Linked DNA regions of Mus musculus: region 1 is linked to region 2. A link is a loop called in an ENCODE intact Hi-C map of the cell type or tissue named here. Cell type or tissue: left cerebral cortex. All regions are shown on one strand. Each heading gives the region's core, and the rest is flanking DNA. Links, peaks and the distances in the headings are about the cores only. Region 1 has its middle 8.8 kb from the start of Rbms2. Region 2 holds the start of Prim1 (DNA primase, p49 subunit).

Region 1 (8,596 bases), core at 160-8,159, 170 kb after region 2:
CTGGGCTGGGCGTAGTGGCACATGCCCTTAATCCCAGCACTTGGGAGGCAGAGGCAGGCAGATTTCTGAGATTGAGGCCAGCCTGGTCTACAAAGTGAGTTCCAGGACAGCCAGGGCTATACAGAGAAACCCTGACTTGGGGGGGTGGGGGAGTTGTCACTGTAGAATTGGGAGCAGAACGCCCATGGAGGGAGTTGCAGAGACGAAGTTTGGAGCTGAGATGAAGGGGTGGACGGTATAGAGACTGCCATATGCGGGGATCCATCCCATAATCAGCCTCCAAATGCTGACACCATTGCATACACTAGCGGGATTTTGCTGAAAGGACCCTGATATAGCTGTCTCTTGTGAGACTATGCTGGGGCCTGGCAAACACAGAAGTGGATGCTCACAGTCAGCTATTGGATGGATCACAGGGCCCCCCAATGGAGGAGCTAGAGAGAGTACCCAAGGAGCTGAGGGGATCTGTAACCCTATGGGTGGAACAACAATATGAACTAACCAGTGCCCCCCAGAGATCGTGTCTCTAGCTGCATATGAATCAGAGGATGGCCTGGTCAGCCATCAGTGGAAAGAGAGGCCCATTGGTTCGTGCAGACTTTATATGCCTCAGTACAGGGGAACACCAGGGCCAGGAAGTGGGAGTGGGTGGGTGGGGGAGTGGGGGGGGGGAGAGTGGAGGGTACTTTTGGGATAGCATTGAAGATGTGAATGAAGAAAGTACCTAATTAAAAAAGAAAAAAAAAAAAGAGTTGTCACTGGTTTCCTCCAGCCACCTGTGGGAGGGGAGACTGGACTCAGGTCCCCAGGCCAATGCACCTCTACCTGCTAAGCTATTTTACCAGCCTTCATTTGAGATAGTCCCTTGTATCACTTCTCCACCTTTTGGCTAAGATCAAGTGTAGCAATAGTCCCTTGTATAAGGGCCGGGCCTTTTCTCCTTTGTAAAATGGAGTAAACAATTACCTATTTCCTGTACGTGTAAGTGAAACAAACTGAAGCAACAAGTAAGCAACCATAAGAAGTTCTGGAGCTCAGAGAAAGCTTCCACATCAGCCCATTATGATTAGTTACTGTCTCCCAGGCTGTATCCTTTTGAGTACCATGTAACCAACATTTGAAGACCTTAAGTGAACACTGCCAAAAACTAGCATCTTAGTTACATCCAAAGCTATACTATGGGCTGGCAAGATGGCTCAGCTGGAAAGATACTTGTTGCACAATCCTGAAAACCTGGGTTCAAAACCTGGAATCCACAGAAAGAAGAACCAACTCTTCAGAGTTGTCCTTTGGTCTGCATGCACACGTCATAGCACATGTTGGTCTGAGTGCACACACACACCAAATGATGATAAACATAAACTAATACTAAGATCATCCTAGGACTCCTGGGACTTCCTCCCCTACCTTTTTTTTTTTTCTTTATATTTTGTGTATGTGAGTACACAGTCACTGTCTTCAGACACACCAGAAGAGGGCATCGGATCTCATTACAAATGGTTGTGAGCTACCATGTGCTTGCTGGGAATTGAACTCAGGACCTCTGGAGGAGCAGTCTTAACCTCTGAGCCATCTCTCCAGCCCCCCTACCCTACTTTTTTATCTCTTTAGATGGTGGCTCAAATCCTAAGCAAGATTCCTCCTCCCTGTGGACTTTCTCGGTTTTTCTCTGATGACTCTCCCCACAATGCAGCTGCTCCCGGACCTTCACTGATAGATCTGCCTGCTTTCTTAGATCCTAACTTACAAGACATAACTTTTTTCTTCCTCTCTCCACCTCCCTTCTCCCAATCTCTGCCAAGACCCATAGCCTGTTGCCCTCCTGTTTTCCTCTCAAATACTGATAAAATGGAGCTGGAGCTTCAAAAGAGAAACAAAGATTAAAACAGGAATGATGACACACATGTGTAAACTCAGCACTCGGGAGGTAGAAGCAGGAGGATCAGAGGTTCAAGAGTATCCTCTGCTTGCTACATGGTGAACTTCAGACCAAAGGCTACTGAAATGTCTCAGGAAAAGGAGGAGAGACAGCAGTTAAATCCTGAGATGCATAAGAGCCGTCCTTCCCCCTAGATACACTGCTCGCTTTTATAGTCTGTCCAATACGCTTAGAGCCACAAAAGTAAAGTGATCCAGTTGTACAAACTGATATAAAAGTTAGGTCAAAGGGCATAAGCAACACTTGCTGGAAGCTGCAGTTCTGGTGAATTACATACACATTTTTACATTGCTGGATGTCAAACCCAAATCCAACATTGAGCATCTACCTGTGAGCTTCATCCTAGTAGATTTTTATACTTTTAAAAGGAGGTATAGAGTTTTGTGGAGGAGATGGGGAAGAGAGCAGGGTTCTGTGGCTCTGCTGGAGAAGTACAGGAGAGGAAGAAGACTTCCGACCCTCTGGCATGTGTGTTCTGACTCCTTCCTGTCTCTCTTTATATTGCTCTTGTTTTCCAACATTTAATCAGTTTCTAATTCTTAGTTCTCATGAGCCCAGCACTAGGGTTCTTTCTTTATTGTTTTCTTTTGCTTGTTTTTCCTTGTGAGGGTTTCTCACTACGTTGCTTAGTCTGGTTCCCAGCTCAGACTCCTAATTACCCTCCAAGAAAGTAGAATTGTAGGCAGTACCACTATGTCCAGGCTAAGGGTTGTTTTGAAGAGGGGAGTAGAAATTGTTTGTGATAACTTTTTTTCTTTTTTCTTTTTGTTTTGTTTTGTTGTTGTTGTTGTTTTTTGAGATAGGGTTTCTTCTCTGTGTAGCCCTGGCTGTCCTGGAAATCACTTTGTAGACCAGGCTGGCCTCAAACTCAGAAATCCTTCTGCCTCTGCCTCCAGAGAGCTGGGATTAAAGGCATGCACCACTACACCCAGCTCTTGTGATAACTTTTAAGAAAAGAGAATTTATCCCACCTGATTCAGTATAGCCGAATTTGTAATTTTTCTAGAACATGCACTGAAAAAAAAAAAAGTATTCTTACTGGGTGTGGAAGCACACACACTCCCAGCTCTTGGGAGGCAGAGGCAGGCAGATCTATGTTGAATATGAATAAGGCTAGCCTGGTCTACATAGTGAGTTCCAAGACTTCCAGGGCTAAAAAGAGAGACACTGCCTCAATAAAACAAACAAACAAAAAACAACCACAAAAGGTGCTTTTTGTTATTTTGTTTTGTTTGTTTGTTTCTTGTGACTATGTGCCTGCCAAAACTAGAAGAGGGGGTTGAATCTCCCCTGCAGCTGGAGTAACAAGCAGCTGTATGATGTCAGGTATGGGCGCTGGAAATCATACTCGGGTCCTCTGGAAAAACAGCAAGCACTCTTAGCCTCTGAGTCATCATCATCTTTCCAGCACATTTTCTTTTTTTAAATACAAAGTCTCACAAATTTGCCCAAACTGGCCTGGAGGTCATTTTGTGAAGAATGTAACACTGCAGTGGGTGTGGTTGCACATGCCTGGAATCCCAGCCCTTGGGATACAGAAGCAAAAGGGCTCAGGGCTGGAGAACAGTCTACTAGTCTACTAGTCTACTAGTCTACTAGTCTACTAGTCTAAAGTCTCTGAGGCCAGCCTAAGCTACATTACAGACACACACACACACAGACACACACAGAGACACAGACACACACACACACAGAGACACACACACACAGAAGCACACACACACAGACACACACACACACAGACACACACACACACAGACACCCACCCGCCCACACACACACACACACTCCTTACTGTGTGTAACAACACTCATGAATGTTCCCGCTATTTAGGAAGCTGAAGCATGTGCTCTGCTGGGCCTCACAGCAAGATTCTATTTCAAAACAAAAAATAGGGGCTGGAGAGATGGCTCAGCAGTTAAGAGCACTGATTGCTCTTCCGAATGGTCCTGAGTTCAAATCCCAGCAACCACATGGTGGCTCACAACCATCTGTAAAGAGATCTGATGCCTTCTTCTGGTGTGTCTGAAAACAGCTATACTGTGCTGTTAATAAATAATAAATAAATAAATCTTTTAAAAAAACAATAAAAATTAAAATACACTTTTAATAATAAATAAATAAATCTTTAAAAAAACAATAAAAATTAAAATACACTTTTAAATAAGAATCACGAGTAAAGCTGGGCAGTGGTGGCGCACGCCTTTAATCCCAGCATTTGGAAGGCAGAGGTGGGCGGATTTCTGAGTTCGAGGCCAGCCTGATCTACAGAGTGAGTTCCAGGACTGCCAGGCCTACCCTGTCTTGAAAAAACAAACAAACAAAGAATCACAAGTAAAAGATTTGGAGCTGGACGGACCGCATCTGTTTGAGAAGATGTCTGTGATTCTATGATGTCACTATTGGCCCCTCGGGATCAGGGTGGAGAACAGAGATTAATGGATTACCTGCAGATGTGCTGGACTCTAGCCAGATACAGGCCATCATGTGTGCTTGAAAGTCAGAAGGCTGACCAGCATGCTAGTGAAGGTCTGGATAGGCTTCAGAAACCAGGAAATAAACCTCATCAAAGCCAAGGACACTCACCTCCAGTATACTCCCATCTACAATTTAAAAAAAGCTCCTCCCTCTGATGAACGTGTCTGCCTCAAGTACTCTGTAATGGAAATGATCTAAAAAGTTGAATTTATCTCCTTGTAAAGAGTTATGAAAAGGAAGGTTAGGGGGCTGGAGAGATGACTCAGCGGTTAAGAACACTGACTCTTCAAGAGGTCCTGAGTCCAGTTCCCAGCAACCACATGGTGACTCACAACCATTTGTAGTGGGGTCCAATGCACTCTTCTGGTGTGTCTGAAGACAGCAACAGTGTACTCATATAAAATAAATAAATAAATAAATAAATAAATAAATCTTAAAGAGAGAGAGAGAGAGAGAGAGAGAGAGAGAGAGAGAGACAGGTACTCAGAAGAGCGGATGTGGAATAGTGACCTGGGAAAAGGCATGTGTTCTGTGTCAGAGCCCAGACTGACCTCTGACTCATGTTCATCTTGTGTCTGGAGAAGAGTGCTTGTTGGCACAGGGAATTGGAGTTTAGGTTACCAGCATGTAAATGCACCACCACCTGTAATCTGCAGAGTCTAGCACCCTCTACTGGCCCCCATGGGTACTGCATAAAAGTGGTGCATGTCCATGCAGGCAAACCAAAACTTCCTTAGCTTCCAGACTTAGTTTCCAGACCACTGGGACCACAGGTGTATGCATGCATCCATGCCAGCTAGGAATCTATATTTTTCTGACTCTCCGTTCCTTTTTTTTTAAAGATTTATTTATTTATTTTATGTATATGAGTACACTGTAGCTGTACAGGTGGTTATGAGCCTTCATGTGGGTTTGTTGGGAATTGAATTCAGGACCTCTGCTTGCTCTGGTCAGCCCCACTCACTCCAGCCAAAAGATTTATTTATTATTATAAATAAGTACACTGTAGCTGTCTTCAGACACACCAGAAAAGGGCGTCAGATCTCATTACGGGTGGTTGTGAGCCACCATGTGGTTGCTAGGATTTGAATTCAGGACCTTCAGAAGAGCAGTCAGTGCTCTTACCTACCAAGCCTTCTCACCAGCCCCTAACTCTCGATTCTATCCTATTTTCTTATGACAGGCATGGCCTCAGAATAGCTTTGAAGGATGGATCTTGAACTCTGACCCTGCCTCTCTGGCCCAAATGCAGGCATTCCAGGAATGAGATACCACACACACTCACTGACTTGTTTGTTTGTGTTTGTGTTTATTTTTGTTTTGTTGTTGTTGTTGTTGTTGTTGTTTGTTTTTTGTTTTTTGAGACAGCGTTTCTCTGTGTAGCCCTGGCTGTCCTAGAACTCACTTTGTAGATCAGGCTGGCTTCAAACTCAGAAATTCACCTGCCTCTGCCTCCTGAGTGCTGGGATTAAAGGTGTGCACCACCATGCCCCGCACTGACTTTTAAGAGGTTCATACCCACCTCTTTCTTACATTGAATCTTGTTTTGTAACTTTCTGAGAGAATGTCTCACTGTATAGCAAGGCTGGGATAGGATTCAGTCTCTCCCCTCACCCTCTTCAGAACTCAGATTATCTGTGACAAACACAGGAACTTGGGAAAGCAAAGGACTTAGCGGGTTTGCCCTTCCATGTCACAGTCCCTCATTATGGACTGAAGCAGAGAGTAGATGCGGCTTACTGTACTCTTTGGCTTGTTCCACTAGATTTTCCTACAGCCCAGGCCCATCTGCCTAGGGATAGTAACGCCCACAGTGGGGTGTGTCCTCCTTTATCAATTAGCAATCCAATGATGCCTCCAAAGACTTGCTAACAGGTCAGCCTCTTCAACAAAAGTTCTCTCCCCTTCTCCAGGTGCATTTGCATCACAGACCCCTACACCTAGCTTGGAACTAATTGTTTTTCAGTCTGAAGAGCAAATCCAGGGCTTCTTGCTTGCTAGAGGAGTACTCCAACGCTGGATACGCCCCAGCCCCACTCTTATCTCTTGCTCCCAGACTGTGAACACCAGTGAAGTAGGAACTATACTTTTGTCAGTATTTTTTGTTTTGTTTTGTTTTAATGTTTATTTATTTGTTTTATGTATATGAGTACACTGTAGCTGTCTCCAGACACACCAGAAGAGGGCATCAGATCTCATTACAGATGGTTGTGAGCCATCATGTGGTTGCTGGGATTTGAACTCAGGACCTCTGGAAGAAGAATAGTCGATGCTCTTAACCATTGAGCCATCTCTCCAGCCCCTGTTTTGTTTTGTTTTAAGACAGGGATTCTCTTATAACCCTAGCTTTTTGTTTGTTTGTTTCGAGACAGGGTTTCTCTGTGTAGCCCTGGCTGTCCGGGAACTCACTTTGTAGACCAGGCTGGCCTTGAACTCAGAAATCCACCTGCCTCTGCCTCCCAAGTGCTGGGATTAAAGGCATGCGCCACCACTGCCTGGTGCTTTTTTTTTTTTTTTTTTTTTTAAGATTTATTATTTGTCATTTATATGAGTACACTATCTCTCTTCAGACACACCAGAAGAGGGCATCAGATTCCTTTACAGATGGTTGTGAGCCACCATGTGGTTGCTGGGAATTGAACTCAGGACCTCTGGAAGAGCAGTCAGTGCTCTTAACCCCCGAGCCATCTCTCCAGCCCTATCTTGGCTTTCTATTGCTGTGATAAAACACCATTACCAAAGCAACAATGGTGGGAAAGGATTTATTATAACTTATATGCCCCATCATGAACGGAAGTCAGCTTCTCAAATGTTGTGAAGCAGGGGCCAGGGAGAAATGCAGCTTACTGGCTTGTACAGTCTGCTTTCTCATACAAACCAGGATCTTCTGCAAAGGGGTAGGGCCACCTACTTTGGGATGGGCCCTCCCATGTCAATTAGGGAAATCCCCCTCCTCCCCCATTGCCCTACAGACTTGCCTGCAGGCTATTCTGACCGAGGCTTTTTTTTTCAAGTGAGATTCCCTTTCTCCAAATAACTCCAGCTTATGTCAAGCTGGAAAACAACAACAACAACAACCAGAACACTATCCAAATATAATTTAGATTCAAGAATGCTTGCTGACAGGATATAATTTTCATGCTTTTTAGACTGTCTCCATGGGAAAGGGAACCTCAGAGAATACTAGGAGAAACACTGCCATCTGCTGGGCAGAACAGGTCATGCTGCCTTTAGGAACCTGTCTAAGAGCAGAAGTTGGATTTATTTTTATTTTTATTTTTATTTTTATTTTTATTTTTATTTTTTGGGGGTGAGTATATGTGTGAGTGCATGTGTGAGTATATGTGTGAGTGTGTGAGTATATGTGTGAGTGTGTGAGTGTATGTGTGAGTATATGTGTGAGTGTGTGAGTGTATGTGTGAGTATATGTGTGAGTGTATGTGTGAGTATATGTGTTAGTGTGTGAGTGTATGTGTGAGTATATGTGTGAGTGTGTGAGTATATGTGTGAGTATATGAGTGTATGTGTGAGTATATGTGTGAGTGTGTGAGTGTATGTGTGAGTATATGTATGAGTGTATGTGTAGTATATGTGTGAGTGTATGTGTGAGTATATGTGTTAGTGTGTGAGTGTATGTGTGAGTATATGTGTGAGTGTGTGAGTATATGTGTGAGTATATGAGTGTATGTGTGAGTATATGTGTGAGTGTGTGAGTGTATGTGTGAGTATATGTATGAGTGTATGTGTAGTATATGTGTGAGTGTATGTGTGAGTATATGTGTGAGTATGTGTGTGAGTGTATGTGTGAGTATATGTGTAAATATATGTGTGAGTTAGAGGACTATACTGTGGGGCCCCCTTTCTCTTTACATAGGTCCCAGGGATCAAACTCGGGCTGCCAGATTCAGACATAAATAGCAAACGCTCTACCCATTGAGCCATCTCAGTTTGTTCTGATGCTGAGGTTTGAAGTGGAGCTCACTGTGTGGTAGAGGCTGGCTTTGAACTGTTCATCCCTCAGTCTCTACCTCAAAAGATTAAAATGCACCTGGGGCTACTTCTAGAGGCAAGTCTTTGCCCAGTCAGCTCCCATTTAAAGGGGAAATACAAAAAGCAGAAACTCACTACTGGTTATATGAAAAGCTAACTCAGAGAAACAGGGATGGAAAGGCAGCTAAT
Region 2 (8,596 bases), core at 211-8,210:
GGACAGCCAGGACTACACAGAGAAACCCTGTCTTGAAAAAAACAAAAAACAAACAAACGGAACAAGTAAGTGATGGAGAAATGGAAGAGAAACAGAAGGATGTGGGCACTGTGAAGATGGGCAGAACTGGAGACTCGAGAGTAGTGAGGAGCACCCTGATGTGTGCAGCAAGTTATCCCACCTGGGACCATGGTGGGGTCCTGGCCTATGCTGCCACCAAGAACCAGGAAGGAAGGGAGGAAGGGAGGAAGGAAGGAAGGAAGGAAGGAAGGAAGGAAGGAAGGAAGGAAGGAAGGAAGGAGAGAAAGGAAGGCTGGAGAGGTGTTCAGCCATAAAGCCATTAAGAGCACTTGCTGCTCTTGCAGAGAACTCATGTTCAGTTCCTAGCACCACATCTATAGTTGTAATTCCTGGGGATTCAGCGCCCTCTTCAGGCCTCCGAGGCCCTAAGTACGCTTGTGATGCACAGATACACTTGCAAACAAAACACCCATAGTCATAAAGATAAATAAATAAAATATAAATACATTTAATACTCCTTAAGTTCTGGTGTTCTATAGTATCAAACTATTACACAGCGTCAAAATATTACTTGGTGTGTAAAAGCATCTGCCACATAAATCCAGAGATCTGCGTTCCATCCCTGGAAACTACACGAAAATGGAAAGAGAAGGCCAACTCTGCAAAACTGTCATCTAGCATCCACACATTCATGTGCCTGAGCACACACAAAAATGCATAAACTGGAGCCGGGCATGGTGGCACACGTCTTTAGATCCCAGCACTCTGGAAGCAGAGGCAGGAGGATTTCTGAGTTAGAGGCCAGCCTGGTCTACAGAGTGAGTTCCAGGACAGCCAGGGTTATACAGAGAAACCCTGTCTCGAAAAACAAAAACAAACAAACAAACAAACAAAAACAACAAAAAAGCATAAACTGTTTTTAAAACCTCACTGCTGGGGTAGAATGGAAATGTATCACCTTAAGCAAAGCTAACCCAGGCTCAGAAACACAAATGCTACATAGTGTCTTTCATATACAGGTTCTGGCTTTGAAACTTTAGATCTGTGTGTTTAACTTTGTATCTAAGAAAGAAAGGATCCACAGGGTGGGGAGAGGGATTAAAGGTTTAAATGAGGCTAAGGGTAGGGTAAAACAGGAGAGGAGCAGGTGAGGGCTTATGGAAACCTACTACTTTGAAAGCTGACTTTAAGATAGATAGATAGGGCCGGATGTGGTGGCGTACGCCTTTAATCCCAGCGGATTTCTGAGTTCCTAGGCCAGCCTGGTCTACAAAGTGAGTTCCAGGACAGCCAGGGCTATACAGAGAAACCCTGTCTCTGTCTCGAAAAACCAAAAAAAAAAAAAAAAAAAAAGATAGATAGATAGATTTTTAAGAGTTTGAACATGATAACTGCATGGACAATACTTACTTCCCCCGTAAGACATGTATTATTAAATGAATATCTCAGTTGCAGGTGTTGTATACCTTCTTCTGAATTATTGGTGGTCAGATAGACTTCAGAGTCCCCAAAAGAACTATTGTCGAGGCGGGAGTGATCTGCGAGCGAAACCTACACCATGAGTCTCCTCAATAAATCCAAGAGTGAGATGACCCCAGAGGAGCTGCAGAAGCGGGCGGAGGAGGAATTCAACACAGGTCCCCTCTCAGTGCTCACGCAGTCGGTCAAGAACAACACACAAGTGCTCATTAACTGTCGCAACAACAAGAAGCTGCTGGGCCGGGTGAAGGCCTTTGACAGGCACTGCAACATGGTGCTGGAAAATGTGAAGGAGATGTGGACTGAGGTTCCCAAGAGCGGCAAGGGCAAGAAGAAATCCAAGCCTGTCAACAAGGACCGCTACATCTCCAAGATGTTCCTGCGCGGGGACTTGGTCATCGTGGTGCTGCGGAACCCACTCATCGCTGGCAAGTAGAGCCTGCTCCCTGCCCTGCGAAGGCCTGCAGAACCCTGCCCAGTGGGCGAGAAATAAAACCCTGTGCTTTTTGGTAAAAAAAAAAAAAAGAACTATTGTCATTGCTCAGCAGGACCAGGTGGTGAGACCCTACTGCTGATGATATGGTTATCTGCAGGAGACCTGCATACAGTCAACAAGATCAGTTAACATTGTAACAGACAGCACTAATTAGACCCAGTGGATCACAATAAATAACAGAAAGGAGAAACATGAAGGGGAAGGTGATATGTTAGGGGCACCTGGGGAAAATGGGAGAGAAGAGTCAGGGTGCCTATATTCAAGATATCTGGTTTAGAGGCTGGAGAGGTAGCTCAGTGAAGAGCACTTATTAGTCCTCCAGAGGACCCTGGTTCAATTCCCAGCACCCACATCATGACTACACTATTTATAACTCCAATCCCAGGGAATCTAATGCCCTCTTCTGGTCTCCTTTGGTACCAGGCCTGTAAGTGGTACACAGACACACATACAGGCAAAACACCCATAGACATATAAGTAAACAGTTTTTAAAAGATATATTGTTTGCATGTATGCAGATGACAAAGAATAAGCAAAAGGTATGCTAGTAAAAAAATAAAATTGGGACTGGGCGGTGGTGGCGCACACCTTTAATCCCAGCACTTGGGAGGCAGAGGCAGGCAGATTTCTGAGTTCGAGGCCAGCCTGGTCTACAAAATGAGTTCCAGGACAGCCAAAGCTACACAGAGAAACCCTGTCTCGAAAAACCAAAAATAAATAAATAAATAAATAAAATAAAATAAAATAGAGACTGGGAGGTGGTGGTGCACACCTTCAATCCCAGCACTTAGGAGTCAGAGGCAGGCAGATTTCTGAGTTCGAGGCCAGCCTGGTGTACAAAGTGAGTGCCAGGACAGCTAGGGCTACACAGAGAAACCCTGTCTCGAAAAAAAACAAAAAACAAACAAATAAATAAATAAAATTGGGGTTGGAGAAATAGCTCAACAGCTAAAAGCACTGGCTGTTCTTCTAAGACTCAGATTCGATTCCCAATACCCACATGGTGGCACTCACAACCATCTGTAACTCCAGTTCCAGGGAGTCTGATAGCCTCTTAACTTCTGTGGGTACTGCATGCACATAATGAACAAACATACATGCAGGAAAATACCCATACTTATAAAATAAATAAATCCTGAAAATATAGAAAACACATTATAGCCCAGAAATATGTATAATGCTGTATGTTATTTAAAATAATAACCAGCCTGGTGGCATACACTAATGATCTCAGCACTTGAAACACAAAGGGAGGAGACTCTCCAATTTGAGGCCAACCTAGGCATCAAAGTGAGACTCTGCCTTTTTTTTTTTTTTTTTTTTTTTTGGATATTTTACTTATTTACATTTTAATGTTATTGCCTTTCTGCAAACCCCCTATCCCATCCCTCCTCCTCCCTGCTTCTATGAGGGTGCTCCACCTACTCCCACCTCCCTGCCTTTGGGGCATCAAGCCTTCACAGGACCAAGGGCCTCTCCTTTCATTGATGCCTGACAAGGCTATCCTCTGCTACATATGCAGCTGGAGACTCAAGTCCCTCCATGTGTATTCTTTGGTTGGTGGTTTAGTCCCGGGAGCTCTGGGAGGTCTGGTTGGTTGCTATTGTTCTTCCTATGAACTTGCAAACCCCTTTAGCTCCCTCAGTCCTTCCCCTAACTCCCCCATTGGGGTCCTCATGCTTTAGTCCGATGGTTGGCTTCAAGTATCTGCCTCTGTATTTGTTAGGCTCTGGCAGAACCTCTCAGGAGACAGCTGTATCAGGCTCCTGTCAGCAAGCACTTCTTGGCATCACCAATAGTGTCTGGGGAAGACTCTGCCTTTTAAAAATGCATATTTAAAAGAGTAAAATGCAAAAATGTCAATGCAAAATTAAACAAACACGACAAAAGAACTCTGACCTATTCTTGCAACCATTGTTCAAAAGAAAATAAGTTATGTCTTGTTTTTTATTGTTTTGTTTTGTTTCTTGAGGCGGGGTCACAGAACTCACTCTATAGAACAGGCCTCAAAAGCATAGATACACCTGCCTCTGCCTCTGGAGCGCTGGAATTTAAAGTCCTGCATAGCCACTGCCCAGCTAAAAACTAAGTTCTTAAGTGTAATTTTACCAAATGGTGCAAGAAATAAACCTCTGTCTGACAGTTTTGCAGAAAATCAAACTGTTCTCCCCAGTGATGGTCTGGTTCAGATAACAACCCCGGAAACAACTGGTCCAAAACATCAATTCACTACTAGTCAACAACTTCACTAATTTTCTTCCAATTTTGTTCCAACAAGAGAAAGTAAAACATGTCTCCCCACTTCCAGTTAGATTACGAACAGACTCCAATCAGAACCACTAGGCGACGGCTCTTTTCCCTGAGCACCCCCAACCCCGTCCCTTTTTATTATTTATTTTCTCTGAAATTCCCACATTCCTGTGAGCCTTTGCATCTGTACTTATGTACCAAAGGTGTAAAATGGTGGTTGGCTCACTTGCCATGGAAAACTCAGACCAAACAGCCGTTGATTTTTCTCATGCGGTCTTCATTTCGAATACTGAATATAGTAACTCTATGACAATTTTTCAAAATCTCTTTATGAGATATTGGTAATATCTCTAAAATATTCATCTTTTGCAAAGGACTTGTTAAAATCTTACTATTGGCCGGGCGGTGGTGGCACACGCCTTTAATTGCACTTGGGAGGCAGAGGCAGGCAGATTTCTGAGTTCAAAGCCAGCCTGGTCTACAAAGTGAATTCCAGGACTATACAGAGAAACCCTGTCTCGGGGGGAAAAAAAGAATCTTGTTATTACTAATCAAAATCAATATGCTAAAGGTCTCTCCTTTTCGGGGACAATCCTGTTGTTAAATGGATAGGTTTTCAGAGCCCGGAAGATGCAGATGGACTCTAAAAGGAGCAGTAGGAGTCGTCTACACCTGCGAGATCTGCAAGAACTACAATTCCCAGCAGTCCCTCCGGCGGCGCAGGTCCATGCGCGCGCAGGGATGGAGGCCTGTCTTGTTCCCGCCAATTCTCGTGTCAGTCCTGTCCGGGTCTAGTTCTTTACTTCATGGAGCCATTTGATCCTGCGGAGCTGCCGGAGCTACTCAAGCTTTATTACCGAAGGCTCTTTCCCTACGCCCAGTACTATCGCTGGCTCAACTATGGCGGAGGTGATGGAGGCTGGGACGGGATGGGTAGCGGGGCTGGGAGCCGTGTGTGAGAATACTTTGGGCGGGATGTCCTAGGAAGAAGAGAGGCACCTTCTTCACCAATGACAGGCAGCGTCCTTGGAATATTTACAGCTCCTGTTTATTGCTCCCTAGCAAATGTGAAATTGTATGCCCCTTCAGATTACAGGCTATCTAGAACAGAGCTGGGCACAGAGCACTCGTTAAAAATATTCCAGAGAGCCTAGTAGCTCATACCTATAATCCTTACATTCTGGAGATTGGGGCATGTGGATTTTCATGAGTTCAAGGCGAGCCAGGGCTACATAGTAAGCTCTAGAGCAACCTATTCTACACAATAAAACCCTGTCGTTTAAAAACTTATGTCAGGCTGGGCGTGGTGGCACACGCAGAGGCAGGCGGATTTCTGAATTCGAGGTCAGCCTGGTCTACAGAGTGAGTTCCAGGACAGCCAGGGCAACACAGAGAAACCCTGTCTCGAAAAACCAAAAAAAAAAAAAAAACAAAAAAAAAACGAACATATGTCTTCCCATTAGTTAAGGTTTTAGTTAAGGTTACATTATGCCCTAAACTGGAGTTAAAATTATTTTGCAGTGACAAAGAATTACTTTCAACACCGTGAATTTTCATTCACACTGAAAGATGATATTTACATTCGCTACCAGTCCTTCAACAACCAGAGTGAACTGGAGAAGGAGATGCAGAAAATGAATCCATATAAGATTGATATAGGCGCAGTATATTCTCACAGAGTAAGGAATCTTTTTTTTCTTTTGTATTTTGTTTGTATCTTTTTTGTGTGTTTATTTTATAAGCCAGAGTGAGTTCTTGCCCCCAAGTTTTGAAGGTAATGTTTTAGAGTGTATTATTGTTGATGAAACGCACCTTTTTTTCAAATTAATTTTAACACTCTATAGACTGAAAATCACTTGGCTGAAAATACCTTGCCTTCTTCCTAGGTTTAGAAGAAAAGGTGAGCATTGGGCTGGAGTGTAGCTCAATTGATAAGAGTGCTTGCCTGGCATGCATGAACGGTTGGATTCCATTCCTAAGAACACATAAACCAGGTGTAATGGGCATTGTCTCTAATCCCAGCATAAAGGAGGGAGAGGCCAGTTTGAAATACATGAGACCATGTCTTTTTTTTTTTTTAAGATTTATTTATTGTTATATGTAAGTACACTGTTGCTGTCTTCAGACACACCAGAAGAGGGCATCAGATCTCATTACAGGTGGTTGTGAGCCACCATGTGGTTGTTGGGAATTGAACTCAGGACCTCTGGAAGAGCAGTCAGTGCTCTTAACCATTGAGCCATCTCTCCAGCCCCAGTACGTGCCTTTTATTGCCTGTTCTGATAGGTATTGATGGACCCTTACAATACCCCTGGTCTTCAGTTGTGAGGGGAGCTATGATTTTCCTGAATAACCTGTGCTTTTTTTTTTTTTAATATGATATTTCTGAGGCTTTCAATGATTTATCATTAAACTCTCTTTGCAATCTTAACCCGCTCACACTTGCACACAATCCCATTTTAATCTTCCTGCTCTGCCTCCCGAGTTGCTGGAACTGTAGGTGTGTACCAAAGCACTCACCAACGGGTGTGATGTTTCACTGAGAAGTGACTTGGCTGAGCCATATTCTCAGAGACTCTTTGAGCTAAGTTCGCCTAGGTCTTTGTCAGGATAAAATCTCCACTAACATAGGAACTTTTGTTTAGTCACTGATCTATCCCTAGAGCCTAGAACGATGCCCACATATGCTCAGATTCTTCTGAAAGGAATCTAGTCTCCTGCCTAGGTTATCAGTGAAAGCCAACAGATGTGAGGAGAAAGTCCTGAGTCTCTGGATAAAGAGATGGCTCCACAGGAAAAGCATTCGGTTTGGACCTGAGTTCAAACCTCCAGCATCCACATAAAAGCTGGTTACATCTACGCTCGCACCTATAATGTGTGTGCGGGACAGAGGCAGGAGACACTGGGGCTTGCTGGTAATCAAGGGCAGCTTGGGCTACATGAAACCCTGTCTCAAAAACAACAGAGACTCATTTGAGGAGATATCTTTTAATATGTTGAAGGGATCTAAAATAATTATGTATGTGTTACTTGTGTGTACTGTAACAAGGAAAGACTTGTAAAATACTCTGTAATAGGAATTATTTGTATATACATTCACTTATTAGAAACTTCACATAGCTTTGTCACTTCTATCAAGCAACATACACTTAGAGTTAAATCATTACACCTGGGCTGGTGAGATGGCTCAGTGGGTAAGAGCACCCGACTGCTCTTCCGAAGGTTCAGAGTTCAAATCCCAGCAACCACGTGGTGGCTCACAACCATCCGTAACAACATCTGATGCCCTCTTCTGGAGTATCTGAAGACAGCTACAGTGTACTTACATATAATAATAAATAAATCTTTAAAAAAAAAATCATTACACCTTATTTTAAGTCGATAAAAAAAAAACTATCATCAATTCAGGTTGTATGAGATCCAAGCTGTCTAAAGTATCCTAGGTGTGGTATTATGCGGCATCTTTGACTTACTCACCGTGTGAATAGACGTGGGCATCTCTTACAGAGCCTGATGGCTGTTTGTATTCTTAGCCCAATCAACACAATACAGTGAAGCTGGGAGCTTTCCAGGCCCAGGAGAAAGAACTGGTCTTTGACATCGACATGACAGACTACGATGACGTAAGGAGATGCTGCAGGTAAGCGCCCTCCTGCTGGGGTAAGTGACAGTCACTGGCAGTGAGTAATGACGGCTTTGTTCCAGTTCTGCAGACATATGTTCCAAATGCTGGACTCTCATGACAATGGCCATGCGCATCATAGACCGGGCATTGAAGGGTATGTGTCAGTGTGTCCTTCGTGTCAGTGTGTCGTGAGTGTCAGTGGGTTGTGGGTGTCAGTATATCTGTCATATGTGTCATGTGTGTCAGTGTGGTGTGTCTCCGTATGTCAATATGTTGTATGTGTCAGTGTGGTGTATGTGTCAGTGTGGTGTGTGTTATGTGTGTCCATGTGTTATATCACTGTGTTGTATGTATCAGTGTGGTGTATCAGTATGTCATGTGTATCAGTGTGTTGTGTGTGTCTGTGTTGTGTGTGTGTTTTTGTGTGTCATTGTGTTATGCTCTCAGTCTCTGTATTTCATTATCAGATCACATATATTTCTTTCTTTTTTTTTTTTTATAATTTATTTATTGATTATATGTAAGTACACTGTAGCTGTCTTCAGACACCAGAAGAGGGCATCAGATCTCATTACGGATGGTTGTGAGCCACCATGTGGTTGCTGGGATTTGAACTCTGGACCTTCAGAAGAGCAGTCGGGTGCTCTTACCCACTGAGCCATCTCACCAGCCCCTTTTTTTTTGTTGTTTATTTTTTTGTTTGTTTGTTTGTTTGTTTTTAGATT

The links. Peaks named below come from ENCODE experiments on the same cell type or tissue, not always from the same donor. Only the 100,000 strongest peaks of a DNase experiment are listed, where the experiment ranks them.
Region 1: a loop joins it to region 2, with 3 times the contacts of the local background. A loop is called at or near these places in 2 of 42 quality-filtered maps.

What each region holds. Positions count from the first base shown.
Region 1 is chr10:128,181,090-128,189,685 of GRCm38, forward strand. No RefSeq gene overlaps it. Among named protein-coding and RNA genes, the nearest start is that of Rbms2, 8.8 kb to the left of the region's middle. In left cerebral cortex, for the core only: CTCF peaks have their summits at 5,092 (motif pointing left) and 7,612 (motif pointing left); DNase peaks (open chromatin) are centred at 5,087 and 7,617.
Region 2 is chr10:128,010,197-128,018,792 of GRCm38, forward strand. Prim1 (DNA primase, p49 subunit) reads left to right here and starts at 5,019. Exons shown (of 13, transcript NM_008921.2): 1 at 5,019-5,155; 2 at 5,768-5,925; 3 at 7,780-7,886; 4 at 7,952-8,025. The coding sequence starts at 5,053. It also overlaps the pseudogene Gm10120. In left cerebral cortex, for the core only: CTCF peaks have their summits at 4,958 and 6,423 (motif pointing right); a DNase peak (open chromatin) is centred at 4,969; H3K4me3 peaks cover 826 bases.